Regions from separate parts of the Homo sapiens genome. Here all the other regions are linked to region 1. The links are chromatin contacts, found by Hi-C or POLR2A ChIA-PET in ENCODE. All regions are on one chromosome and are shown on one strand. Each heading gives the region's core, a stretch centred on a gene start or an enhancer-like site at or near the end of the contact. The rest is flanking DNA. Distances are from core to core; before and after follow the strand shown. Region 1 overlaps DPP10 (dipeptidyl peptidase like 10). Region 2 holds the start of SLC35F5 (solute carrier family 35 member F5). Region 3 holds the start of LINC02992 (long intergenic non-protein coding RNA 2992).

Region 1 (4,127 bases), core at 562-3,061:
CATGTGTAATTTCAAATTTTCTAGTGGCCACTGTAAAAGTAGTTAAAATGAAAGTGAAATTAATTATAATATTTAAAATTTATTAACTTATATAAAATGTAATTAAATACACAAAATCTCATTATCAATTATTTAATGATTTAATTTACAAAATACATTAATTTCATATTACTTAACAAATATTTTAATATATTGAGAGCCTGGCATAGTGGCTCACACCTGTAATCTCAGCAATTTGGAAGGCTGAAGTGGGCGGATCACGAGGTCAAGAGATCCAGACCATCCTGGCCAACATGATGAAACCCCGTCTCTACTAAATATACAAAAATTAGCTGGGCATGGTGGCGGGCGCCTGTAATCCCAGCTACTTGGGAGGCTGAGGCAGGAGAATCTCTTGAACCCAGAAGGCGGAGGTTGCAGTGAGCCAAGATCTCGCCACTGCACTGCAGTGTGGTGACAGAGCAAGACTCTGCCTCAAAAAAAAAAATTTAATATATTGACATAAACATAATGAACTACATTTACATAATCCATACATTAAAATAATCAATCTATGAATTAATCCTATTGAGACAATCTAAATATAAATTAATAATATATTGCTATGTAGTAGCTTATATAAATATAATCAATAAATTGAGCACTTAATTATTACGCTTAATGTATAAATTTTAATATATTATTATATCATTTAACTTATATAGACCTTGCTAAACAAATTTGAGTCCCCCCAATGACTCTTATTTTCTGTAATTAGTGGTCTATACTCTACAAAAGGCCATTTAACAAATGCTGACAAAGAGAAGCCATTAACAATATCACCTTCTTCAGACCATTTTATGCCCCTAAAGCATCCTTAGCCAAGTGTTTTATCAATCACAGTCTACTGAAATTGCCTATTTTGGACCTGTTTCTTATATTAGACTATAAACTCTTTGAAGGCAAGAAACATACTTTATTAGTCTGTGTTCCCCCAATGACTCATACTGCCAAGAATATGAACAAAAGCTTCTATGTCTTGGTTTCCTCCCACAGGATCTGAAGCGTTCTTGCCTCGTGGGGCTTTTTGGCTCATGCCTGCAGTTCCTTGAGTCTTGACTCACATTCACTTCTCAATGGAACCCATCCTGACCACTTCATTTAAAATGATAGACCTCTCCCATTGATTCTTCTGATCTTCTTTACCCTGTTCTACTTTTTCCCCAAAGCACTTAACCACATTATGGCACACTATATGCAGTAACTTGCATAGCTCCCTTCCCCTACTGGACAGTGAGCTTTAGAAGGGCAAGGATTTTTTCTTTTTTTTTTTTAACTGCTATATTCCCTGATATATACCTAACATCTAGAATGGTCAAATACTAGCTGATTAAAATAAATTTGTTGAATTAGAAAAATGAATCCTGAATGAATGAATACATGAATGAGGCTAAACAAACAAACAAAAACAACCACCACCACCACCAACAACAAAAAAAACAAGCTACATTCAAAGAGTCATCTGAGATAGGCCAAAAGTCTAGTAGACTAGCAGACATTGCAGTGATCAAAGCAGATGCTGGGCAGTTTCTTCTCAATACAAGGAGAAAAAAAAAAAAGAGTTCAGGCCAGCCATGTTTAAAAGCAGCACTACACAAATAAAAGTTAACAGCCCGTATGGGAGAGGAGTTTGCTTGCTTAATGACTTGGCAGCAGAGCAAGTGTGAGGACTGTTTGAAGAGATTTGAGACCTTATCTTTTGTTGGCTTCCTGCTCCCACAGCCCACAGGAGCCATGAAGAATATTTCCAAAGACAGCAAAAAAAGTATGGCTTTATTTGGTCACCAGGAGGCGGCGTGAAGCATTCGCAGGAAAGGAGAAGACAGTTAACCCTCAACTGAATTCCAAGAAGGAATGAACAGACTCAGAAAGAAGTGAAGGAAATTACTTCTTCCCTCTTGCTATTTCCTACTTTTTCTTTAGCTTTGCTTCAGGGACGCAGGAGTGGAGGATGCTGTCAATGTTGGAAATTAGCCCCTTGGCAAAGGCTTTAGGTGAGAGCTGAGATGTGCACTCAGTTAAGTGCTGAAAACAAGACGTCGCCAGTGCTTAGCAAACAGGAAGAACAAAGAGCAGCCAAGTGATTTAAGTCGATTCTCCTTATAAAAGGAAAATTATAATGATACCAAGACAATGAAAACTTTGTAACAAGTGAATTTTAACAATTAATACTGTTATTAACATACCATAGTCTCCTCCAGTGCCAAATCGTATTGGTCAGGAAATGGAAAAAGCCTCTAGCAGGATTAACTCAGTCTTTGTGGTGAAAACGTAATTTAAATTGTATTCTATTAACTTGGAAAAGATAAGCCACTGTTCTCTTGAGCAAACCCAGGGCTTATTTGAATGAAGCAGGACTTTGCCAATCCAAGGTTTCAGGCATGATTGGGGAAGGAGGAAATAGAGCCACAGGTATTCCTAAGAAAGATCTCATCCTAAGAAATGAGAGGCAGATCCCAATCTTGATAAAACCCACACTATGAGGCACATTCAGTTTTGGAGGCATAGTGCAATAATGAGTCATGAGATATTAAGTAACTATTCGTGTTTGAGAATCTGTGCTAAGAATTTTTTAACATAGATTTTCTCATTTTTATTTCACCAGATTACCACCTTACAGATAAGAAAGCTTGTCTTCCTTGCCTAAGTAGACACCCAGGGTCACACGGCTAGCAAATGGTGGATTCAACCACAACTGAAGGCGATTTGATGCCAAAGCTTTATTCTCCTCTATACTCAGGGATAAGAGGGGCAGAAACTGCATTCCTTAGGGATACAGAGGATGCTGAAGAGGTTTAAATCCAAAAGCCTTGATGTGTTAGTAAGATGAGACTTATGTAAATCCAAGTCATCAGCTCCAAGTGTTCCACTCAATCAGCCTTCTGGAAAGCATGTGGGGAGAACTGGTATGCCATTCCCCACCAAATAAGGAGTGTAGGTGTTAGTAGATAAAGATATTCGGCCAGGCACGGTGGCTCATGCCTGTAATCCCAGCACTTTGGGAGACTGGGACTTGTGGATCAACTGAGGTCAGGAGTTCGAGACCAGCCTGGCCAACATGGTGAAACCCCATCTCTACTGTAAATACAAAAATTAGCCAGGCATGGTGACACATGCCTGTCATACCAGCTACTCAGGAGGTTAAGGTAGAAGAATCACTGGAACCCGGGAAGTGGAGGTTGCAGTGAGCCAAGATCGCGCCACTGCACTCCAGCCTTGGAGACAGAGTGAGACTCCATCTCAAAAAAAAAAAAAAAAGGAAAGAAAGAAAGAAAAAAAACTGTATGTATATATATTCAAGCAGAAACTGGTTTTTTAAAAAAAATCTCCCATTGAGAATCCATTCTTTATTTTACACTTACATTTTTCCCTGTTACAAAAAATAATAAAGGGATGTTTTAAATTAAAATAAAAACCATAATCCCATTACTCAAAAGCAACTATTCACTTCTAGTCTTTTTCTGTGACATTTTAAATAGTTTTTATCGTATTATACTCTTTCCTCCTGTGTTTGCTCAACATATGGCATAAGCATGTTTTGCCATTAATATTCTACAAGTTTTAAATGTTTAATAATTTTATAGGAAAAAAATTTAAACTTTCTGTCAATGTGCTTTGGTAACATGCCATCAGGTATAAGTAATAACTTACTTAATTTCTTCCCTGTTAGTCATTTGCTTTTATTTTTTTTCTATTATAAATGACAAAGATTAACTTCTTTAACTTAAAGCTTAGCCTTCTGCAATTACTCAAATATCTGCAGGAAAGCTAGAGTATAAGATCTGATGATTCATTTGTATATTGAAAGGAGCTTACCTGTTTTCCTGAGAGTGGATTTCAGGAAAAAGGGGGGTTTTGAGGAAGGGAGTATGGAATTCCGGAATTCCTGACAATGGTATAGTAGGGTCTTCCTAAGGGGGAAGCTGGCACAGAAAGGAGAGGTTTGGCTGTCCAAGAGTCACCTCCCAGTGTCCAGTGTTGATCACGCTGACTCTACTTTCATACAAACCACTGGATGGAATATGAATGCTTCAACCTCCGAAAATATCCAGACCCCCCGAGTATGTCAGGGGAGTATAAGTCTATAT
Region 2 (4,127 bases), core at 426-2,925, 790 kb after region 1:
CAACCAAATTTCCCCTAAGTAGTAATACCAAGTAGTTGGTTAAGGATTTATTTATTTATTTATTTATTTTGAGACGGAGTCTCGCTCTGTTGCCCAGGCTGGAGTGCAGTGGCGCGATCTCGGCTCACTGCAAGCTCCGCCTCCCGGGTTCACGCCATTCTCCTGCCTCAGCCTCCCGAGTAGCTGGGACTACAGGCGCCCGCCACCACCCCCGCCTAATTTTTTGCATTTTTTTAATAGAGACGGGGTTTCACCGTGTTAGCCAGGATGGTCTCCATCTCCTGACCTCGTGATCCACCTGCCTCGGCCTCCCAAAGTGCTGGGATTACAGGCATGAGCCACCGCGACCGGCCTGGTTGGTTTTTTTTTTTACTCTGCACAATAGGTTTCTGAATGACTTATTAGAGGTGTTTGATGCTGATAGTTTGAAACTGATTCGATCAATTAAAAAATGTTCATTGGTATTGTTTTATTAGTTGCTAGAATATGCATTCAACTTCACTGAAACGAGACTTAAAAGGTAAGAGGTACACTACATCGCGACTATAGGAGTAAGAAAATTTAATTTCTTCACGCCATCTGACCAAGATGTTAAATTACTGAACCCTTTAGTCTTGTTTTTGTTTTGTAGATAGAAATCAAGATGCTGGACAAACCTTTCTCATGGAATAGTCAAAATATTTAAGGAACAAATCTATACAGTTTAATAACTGCCAACATTTGGCAGGGCTCATGCCTGTAATTCCAGCACTTCGGGAGGTCGAGGCGGGCGGATCACTTAAGACTAGGAGTACGAGACCAGCCTGGCCAACATGGCGAAACCCTGTCTCTACTAAAAAATATAAAAATTAGCCGGGCATTGGTGGCTTGCGCCTGTAGTCCCGGCTACACTGGAAGCTGAGGCTGGAGAATCGCTTGAGCCCGGGAAGCAGAGGTTGCAGTGAGCTGTGATTGTGCCACTGCACTGCAGCCTGGGTGGCAGAGAAAGACCCTGTCTCAAAACAAACGAACGAACAAAAAATTGCTGACGTCTGTGAGGTTCTTATTATGTGCCATGAATTGATCTACGTCCTTCACATATGTAAACTCATGCAATCCTAGCATACACACAAAAAACCAATGTGGCAGGTACTATCATTATCGTAGACAAGGAAACCGAGGACCAGAGAAGTTGAAGTAGCTTGGCCTAGGATGTAGGTTGTAACTCCTAGAGCTGAGATCTTGTTTATATACAAAAGGTTTCAAGAATCAAAAGTACTCTAAGCCACTTTGCGTTTCGGCTGTCATCGAGAAAGGGATATCCGAAGTTTCAGGTTCGCAGTTTGTGAAACGGAACGGCCAGCTTTCGTTCTAAGGCGGGCGGAGGTTTAGCCACTCCCTCGTCCTTTGCTCTGCCCCAGACACCCACGCTCGCTTTCCTCTTCTTCCTCCACCTCGCCCTACTTCCCTTCTTCCTATCTTCTCTCTTCTTTCGCCTCGCCGCCGCGAGCCCTCGCTCGGCGACCAGAGCCTCGCATTACTTCCCCTAGCTCCGCCAAGCCTCGCTGCATACGCGACCGCGCGCAGTCCGCCGTCGCGCCCCTATGACGTCACCCGCGCGCCACCGCTTCCGGGCTGGGGACTGGGGGCGGGGCCGCGCGGAGGGCAAGCCGGGGGCGGGGCCGGGGCCAGAGCAGATCTCCGGGCCTCCGCGGCCATAGCTGACTGTGCCGTCCCTTCCCCTCACCCGCTCCACGCCCTCCTGGGCCGAGTGGAGTTGGGTGGTGTCGGGAGCCTCTCCCTGAGGGGCACCGCGTCTTCAGGAGCTGGGCCTCCAGTGCGGCGCGATGTCAGGCGCGGTGACAGCTCTGTGAGTCCGAGGCCGCGGCCGTGGCGCTGGGCGGCTGCGGGGCCTGACCGGTCCGCTCATGGTGCCGCCACGACGCCATCGCGGGGCAGGAAGGCCAGGTAGGCAGGCAGGGAAGGGCCCCGACATCACCGGAGCCCAAACCGGGACGGAGTGCCCACCAGCAGCACCACCTCCTGCCCTCGGTGGCAGCAGGAGCGCCTTGACCGAAACCGTGAAGGTCTCTAGGGGCGGAGGGAGCGGGAGCTGACAGGGGCGCCGGAGCCCTGCGCCCACCGCTGGCAATTGAGGAAGCCGTGCGTGCGCCCTCGCCTCGGCTCCCCGGGGAGGCGTCGCTGCCTTAACTGTCTTCCCCGCTCCAAAACAGAAGGATGATTTCTTTTCCCAGCTGTTTCTTTTAAAATGACTGGATGTTTTGATAGAGGTGGGTGGAGGAGCATGGAGAATCCTTTTCTTTTACCACTTGAAGAGATTGGAAAGGTGCCTTCAAGACCCACAGCAAATCACTTACTCTCCGATAACCAAATTCCACTCCAGCAGATCAGGGACAGAAAAGACACTTTTAGAAACAGTGTCTAGACGCTGTCCCCAGGGATGGATTCCTCTGGATGGAGAGGTGAATGGAGTTCCGTATTTGTGAAACTCAGAGAAGCTATTTTCTGGTAGTTAACTGTTCTTAAATGTGCCGTATGTTGTATATTACTCCCCCTCCCTGCCCGCCCCGTATCGCGTATCTCTCTAAGTATAATCTGAAGCGTGCAGTGGATACCATGAAAGTACTGAGAAAGGTGGCAAGTATGTTTAACACATTTTGGTCCTTTTCATTGATTTGCTTTGAGTTTGAAGATGAAGAGTAAAAAACGATGTGATGAATCTTACCTTGAGTTATTCACGTTTTCATAGCATAATTTCATGGTTGTTTTTAGGGGTGCTGAGTTCTTCACCTCCTTTTAGACTGAGATCTGCCAAGTTTTCCGGCATTGCTCTTGAGGATCTCAGAAGGGCTCTTAAGACAAGGTAGATTCCACGTTTATCCTCTATGTAACTTTCACACTGAACATTAGCTAACAAAAGTCAAATGTTTCTGTTATACTAATGTTCTCATTTTTAATGGTTGTTTTTCTAAAATCATCTCTAATGTGATCTGTATTTTCTAAAAAACAGACTGCAAATGGTGTGTGTATTTGTCATGAACCGAATGAATTCCCAGAACAGTGGTTTCACTCAGCGCAGGCGAATGGCTCTTGGGATTGTTATTCTTCTGCTTGTTGATGTGATATGGGTTGCTTCCTCTGAACTTACTTCGGTATGTACCTTTGGTCCAGGAATGATGTTACATTACAGCCACAATGTTAACTCTTAACCTGTAGTAACTCTAGCCGTTACAATCTCCTGCTTTCTAAAAGCAGTATCTTAAATACTATTGAATTTTTAAAAAACGTTGAATTATTGCCACTTGAAGTTAAAACTGAAAGGATGATCCTTTTTATTGTTTCATACAGTTTTCTTGTATCTTTTAGGGAGGGTTACTTAGAGAGACTATGCATATTTTCTTACATTTGAAAGTGTAACTCGTGGCTTTTTTTCTAAATTCAAATTCTTTCTGTAAATATTATTTTCTAGTGAAATAACTGTCAGGATGCAAAACAATGTCACCATTTAGTAGAAGGTTCAGAGTGCTTTTGGACAAATGAGTAAAAATAATGAGTTTTCATGTATAGGTCACTGTTACAATGCCCATGAGTGGTTGCATCCACATTTATGCTTGCTGACTCAAACCTTATTATAAGATGCATGGTATACCTCATAATTTTCCTTCAGTTAAATTGTATCTTGACAGTTTCCTTCAGTTAAATTGTGTCTTTATTGATGACCTATTGGTAGTAATGTGGCATTTTGAATTTGCAAGCTAGTTTTTCTTTCTACTTGTATACTTTATTCTGCTTGGTTAATGATCCCTATAAAAAGCAACTTTTATTTTCAGAAGTCTGCATTTCAACTTCTACGTTGCAATTTTAAGGCGAATATACAGCAGGAAACTGGCATTTATAAAATGAACCTAATTTTCAAAAGAAGCAGTTTAATACTCAGGTCTCATATTGTAGCTAAGTAAATATTGACATTGGCATTGTATCCTATGAGTATATAAGTTTTTTTTTTTTTTTCTTTTTTTTTTGAGATGGAGTCTTGCTCTGCTCTGTCGCCCAGGCTGGAGTGCAATGGTGCGATCTCGGCTCACTGCAACCTCCGCCTCCCGGGTTCAAGGGATTCTCCTGCCCCG
Region 3 (4,127 bases), core at 481-2,980, 560 kb after region 1:
AATTCAAATTTGAATGTCTTGTATTTTTCTTTGCTAAATCTGGCAACCCTATCCTTAAGTGATTCACGGTAGTTGTGAAACATCAGGAAGAAATAAACCTTGTTATTTTAACCCACAGAGATTGAGGATTGTTACTGCCAATAACTTAGCCTATCCTGACTTAACTACTTCCCATCTCTGGTGAGGGAATATGTTGATGAGGCCTAAGTGTAGCCCCAATATTTGAAAGGAAGAAGGCAGTTTCTGTACATAATAAAAGAGAAACTTGGGAGCTCTGGGACATAATTTAAGAAGGAAGGATGGGTAGAAAATTGGTGTAACACAGCCTCAGCCATCGGGGAACTTCACGTCTACTTGGAAAATAAAAATTAAAAAAAAAAAAAAAAAAAAAAAAAAACGAAAAAAATAATGGTAGAGAGAAGTCCTGAGAATAAAGAGGCCATGTGGGTTTGGAGCAGGCATGGAAGGACTTCATGGGGAAAGGAGGTTTGCCTGGCCAGGAGATAAGCAAATAAGTAGGACTGGGGATGTAGAAGGGCTGAGAGCAGCCATGCCCCAGGGAAATGAGTAATCATGGTTTGTCTGTGAGGTTATTGTCTAGAATTGCCAGAGTCTACAAGACCAGCTGTCCCCGAGGGTTGGAGATAAAGTGCTAGGTGGTGTGGAAGTTGTAAGAATCAAAATGGAGTTACTAATGTTTTTTCTTTAAAAAAAAAAAAACTCAGGCTGTGCGCAGTGGCCCACGCCTGTAATCCCAGCACTTTGGGAGACTGAGGCAGGCGGATCACCTGAGGTCAGGAGTTCGAGACCAGCCTGGCCAACATGGTGAAACCCCGTCTCTACTAAAAATACAAAAATTAGCTGGGCGTGGTGGCGGGCACCTCCCAGCTACTCAGGAGGCTGAGGCGGGAGAATCGCTTGAACCCAGGAGGTGGAGGTTGCAGTGAGCCGAGATCGTGCCACTGCACTCCAGTCTGGGTGACAGAGCAAGACGCCATCTTGGGAAAAAAAAACAAAAAACAAACCAAAAAAAACTTGACAAATAGAGCTAGGGAAAGCTAAGAAGAAAGCACTCCCACACTTGTATGCCTGATAACAAAAACTAACACAAAAGGCTCTACAAAACCATAACCTTGCACAAAGGCCATCACAGCCTTACACATATATATAAAAAAAAAAAAACAAAAAAAAACCTCCACAAGGACATTCGCCCAGCAACTGCCTGTCTAACCTTGGACTGGCAACCCCTTGTTATTGATCTCTGTAGCCAAGGATAACCATTTGAAAACAATTATGAAATCCTCCTTACTTTCTCTTTGAAAACCTTCCTCTTCCTTTCTTCCTCTGCCTCCTCGAATATGCACAGTTTACTATGACATGCGTGTTACCGTTGCAACGCTCTGCTCCTGAACAAACGCCTTTCTCTAGACAGCCTCTCACTGTGTGGTTATGCAGCTTGACAGGGGCCCGCTGGACCCAAGTTTACTGCCTCTGGCAGGCGGTGGTGATGACGGGGAGTAAAAGCACCTTGTGGGGAGTTGAAGGGAAAGATATTTCAACGCAAAAACCCAGGCACTTTTACTACCTTTTGTTTGATGCATCGGTGTTACGGGAAAGCTCCTTGGCAGCGAGGGCCTGGCTCTTTATCGCCGTGTGTCCCCGCCCCACGTGGGTCCCATGCTTAGCCCACGGCGGGTGTTTGAAAAGCACGGAATGTATATGGCGGGACAGGGCGCGCTGCGGATACACCGGGACGCCCCCTCAGCCGCGACAGTAACGGCCTCCGGCCACCAGGGGGCAGCCAGGGCGCGCTGCGGATACACCGGGACACGCCCCTTCAGCCGCGACAGTAACGGCCTCCGGCCACCAGGGGTCGGCCAGGGCGCGCTGCGGATACACCGGGACGCCCCCTCAGCCGCGACAGTAACGGCCTCCGGCCACCAGGGGGCGGCCAGGGCGCGCTGCGGATACACCGGGACGCCCCCTCAGCCGCGACAGTAACGGCCTCCGGCCACCAGAGGGCGGCCAGGGCGCGCTGCGGATACACCGGGACGCCCCCTCAGCCGCGACAGTAACGGCCTCCGGCCACCAGGGGGCGGCACACGGCGCCTCAAACTGTAAACGGCTCCGGGCTTCGGAATCCGGGCGGGGAGCGGAGAGCGGTTCGCAAAAGCCAGTTGGTGCCCGGATGCCGGCATTGTCACGGGATCGCGGCCAAAGGGGGTAGAAGACAGCGCAACAGTCGCTCTTCTTGCATGAAGCTATATGCATCTAGTGTGACGGATTATCCTACCTGGAGACTGTCTTTTTCAGCTCGGCATCACGGGGGCGGGGGCGGTGACCCCCATCCGGGCTCCCCGGGGGCGGTGACCCCCATCCCGGCTCCCCGGGGGCGGTGACCCCCATCCCGGCTCCCCGGCCTTCTCTCCTCCGCCCGCTCCTGCCTCCCTTCTGCTTACTCCTCTCCTGGTCAACAGGTCAGCTCGGGGTCCTGCTTCCAACCTCCTCCTCCTAGTTGAAGCCGGTTCTCAGGAGAGAACCTGCCATCCGCAGCTTTACACCTCGGCAGGAATGTAAATCACTCTTCTCCCGTCCCAGGAAGCCTTTCCAGTGTTCTGATTCCAGAAAGCAGGTGTGTGTGGCCGGTTCAAGGAATTTCAAGCATCAGCAGGCAGAGGAAAGTACCAGAGTGGAAGGCAGCCCACAGGGTGTCGAAATCAAGCCACCCAGGGAGCCCGCAGATCCCACCCTCTCCGGTGAGAGAGTTTGGTGGGGAGCACTTCATCCAATGCAGGGAACAGCGTTACTGCGGCCTTCACCTCCCGGCTTCAAGTGATTCACCTGCCGCAGCCTCCCAAGTAGTTGGGATTACAGGCGCGTGCCACCACGCCGGGCTAGTTTTTGTATTTTTAGTGGAGATGGAGTTTCACTATTTTTCTCTCCCCATCCCGGGAAAGTTGTATCTGTTTACCACATGTTCTCCCACATCTACTCGGTTTTACCTCTGTAAGGCCTGAACTCAAAAGCCAAGAAAAAACCTCTTTCTCCAGAACTTTACCTTTTCTGGCAAAAGGAAGCAGGGAGACCTACTAGGAAAATGCCAAGAACAAAATGATTAATCATGTGAAGACGGCATCTACCACCTCAAATCGCCCAGCTCATTGAACCTGCGTGAGGATCCAGCACTGTCCCTGGTGTGTACAGCTCAGTGCACCGAGATGACCAACCGCCTGGGTTTGCTTTACTGTCACTGCTAAAGGCAGGAAGGCAGCTGCCAAACCAGGACAAGGTGGTCACCCCACGGTGAACATCAGTCACCCTCCCTAGCCCACACAGGCAAACAACCGGGGGAGACTATGGCTCAGGGCTTAGAACCCAAAGGCCTGAACAAATGAGGAAGTTTCTACAACAAAGACTTTCTTTGACAGAGTAACCAGTCATAATTTCTGAGCATTCCAGGAGCGCTGTGCAGAATCACAGGTATTTGGCAACTAGTGGGATAAAACAAAGGTGCCATTGAGGATGTTTACAACCAACCCCTCTCCGGAGATAACCTCAAGGTCTTTCCCTTGCACATGGCCTTTCCATGACTCATCCACAGCAGCTGCCTCCCTCCACCACACAAAGGACCCTGCAAGTTCTGTTTGGTATTCTTGAGAATAAAAACTCCGTGGGTCGTTCCCTGGAATTGGTTCTCACCCATTTTCTTTCCTCTGACCGTAGCCAGGATAGGCATCTAATTCTATAGCTTGTCCGTGGAATGGAAAAACAATTTGGATTTTCACAACCTGAAACCTAATTTCTGGTAGGAAGGTACCATCTGGTGGATATTTGTGAAACTGCTCACGTCCTGTGTTTGAAAATGAGCATCTGGGGGCAGCGTGCCTCTCCGAATGTCAATAGGAACGTTGCTCCGAGAGGAGGAGAGATCCACACTCAATGTGGCTGATCCCCTTAACTATGTGACACTGTGTATGTGACTATGTCATAAGCAGCGTCATCCCTGTTTACAGTTTTCTCAGTTTACAATGAATTTAAATAGCTACCCATTGCCTCTTCCTCTCCAAGCGTACTCCTTGCTCCTCCGTGACAGGCACATTGATCTATGAGAGTTGTCTCTTGGGAAA

Evidence for each region. Hi-C counts contacts between places; a loop is a spot of excess contacts on that map. ChIA-PET counts read pairs that join two places held with the same protein, here RNA polymerase II (POLR2A). Pooled maps may share reads with other maps.
Region 2: a loop to region 1 is called in a map of aorta, with 4 times the contacts of the local background. The contact joins the promoter of SLC35F5 here to the enhancer-like site in region 1. A Hi-C loop is called at or near these places in 7 of 168 maps with a recorded cell type or tissue (Caco-2, Calu3, HepG2 and 4 more) and 15 of 50 pooled maps. POLR2A ChIA-PET finds 5 or more read pairs at or near these places in 2 of 52 experiments (HepG2 and MCF 10A).
Region 3: a map of heart right ventricle shows a loop between it and region 1 (16-fold over the local background). The contact joins the promoter of LINC02992 here to the enhancer-like site in region 1. A Hi-C loop is called at or near these places in 60 of 168 maps with a recorded cell type or tissue (Caco-2, Calu3, GM12878 and 30 more), 5 of 37 single-sample maps with no recorded cell type and 37 of 50 pooled maps. POLR2A ChIA-PET finds 5 or more read pairs at or near these places in 1 of 52 experiments (HepG2).

The regions. Positions count from the first base shown.
Region 1 is chr2:114,541,220-114,545,346 of GRCh38, reverse strand. All of the region lies in intron 1 of DPP10 (dipeptidyl peptidase like 10), which reads right to left. Among named protein-coding and RNA genes, the nearest start is that of DPP10, 100 kb to the right of the region's middle. Within about 2 kb of position 1,811, at least 9 of the 41 ENCODE cell types and tissues checked have a DNase peak (open chromatin) inside an H3K27ac peak, as active enhancers do; they include ascending aorta, heart right ventricle, testis and 1 more, where a contact is called at or near this core.
Region 2 is chr2:113,754,190-113,758,316 of GRCh38, reverse strand. It overlaps SLC35F5 (solute carrier family 35 member F5), which reads left to right and starts at 1,675. Exons shown (of 16, transcript NM_025181.5): 1 at 1,675-1,947; 2 at 2,773-2,863; 3 at 3,011-3,152. The coding sequence starts at 1,908. RefSeq lists enhancers at 900-949, 1,130-1,309 and a silencer at 1,520-1,749.
Region 3 is chr2:113,977,587-113,981,713 of GRCh38, reverse strand. LINC02992 (long intergenic non-protein coding RNA 2992) reads left to right here and starts at 1,730. Exons shown (of 1, transcript NR_034130.1): 1 at 1,730-4,045. LINC01191 (long intergenic non-protein coding RNA 1191) reads right to left here and starts at 2,145. Exons shown (of 2, transcript NR_148509.1): 1 at 1,586-2,145. RefSeq lists a silencer at 1,848-2,037 and an enhancer at 2,128-2,277.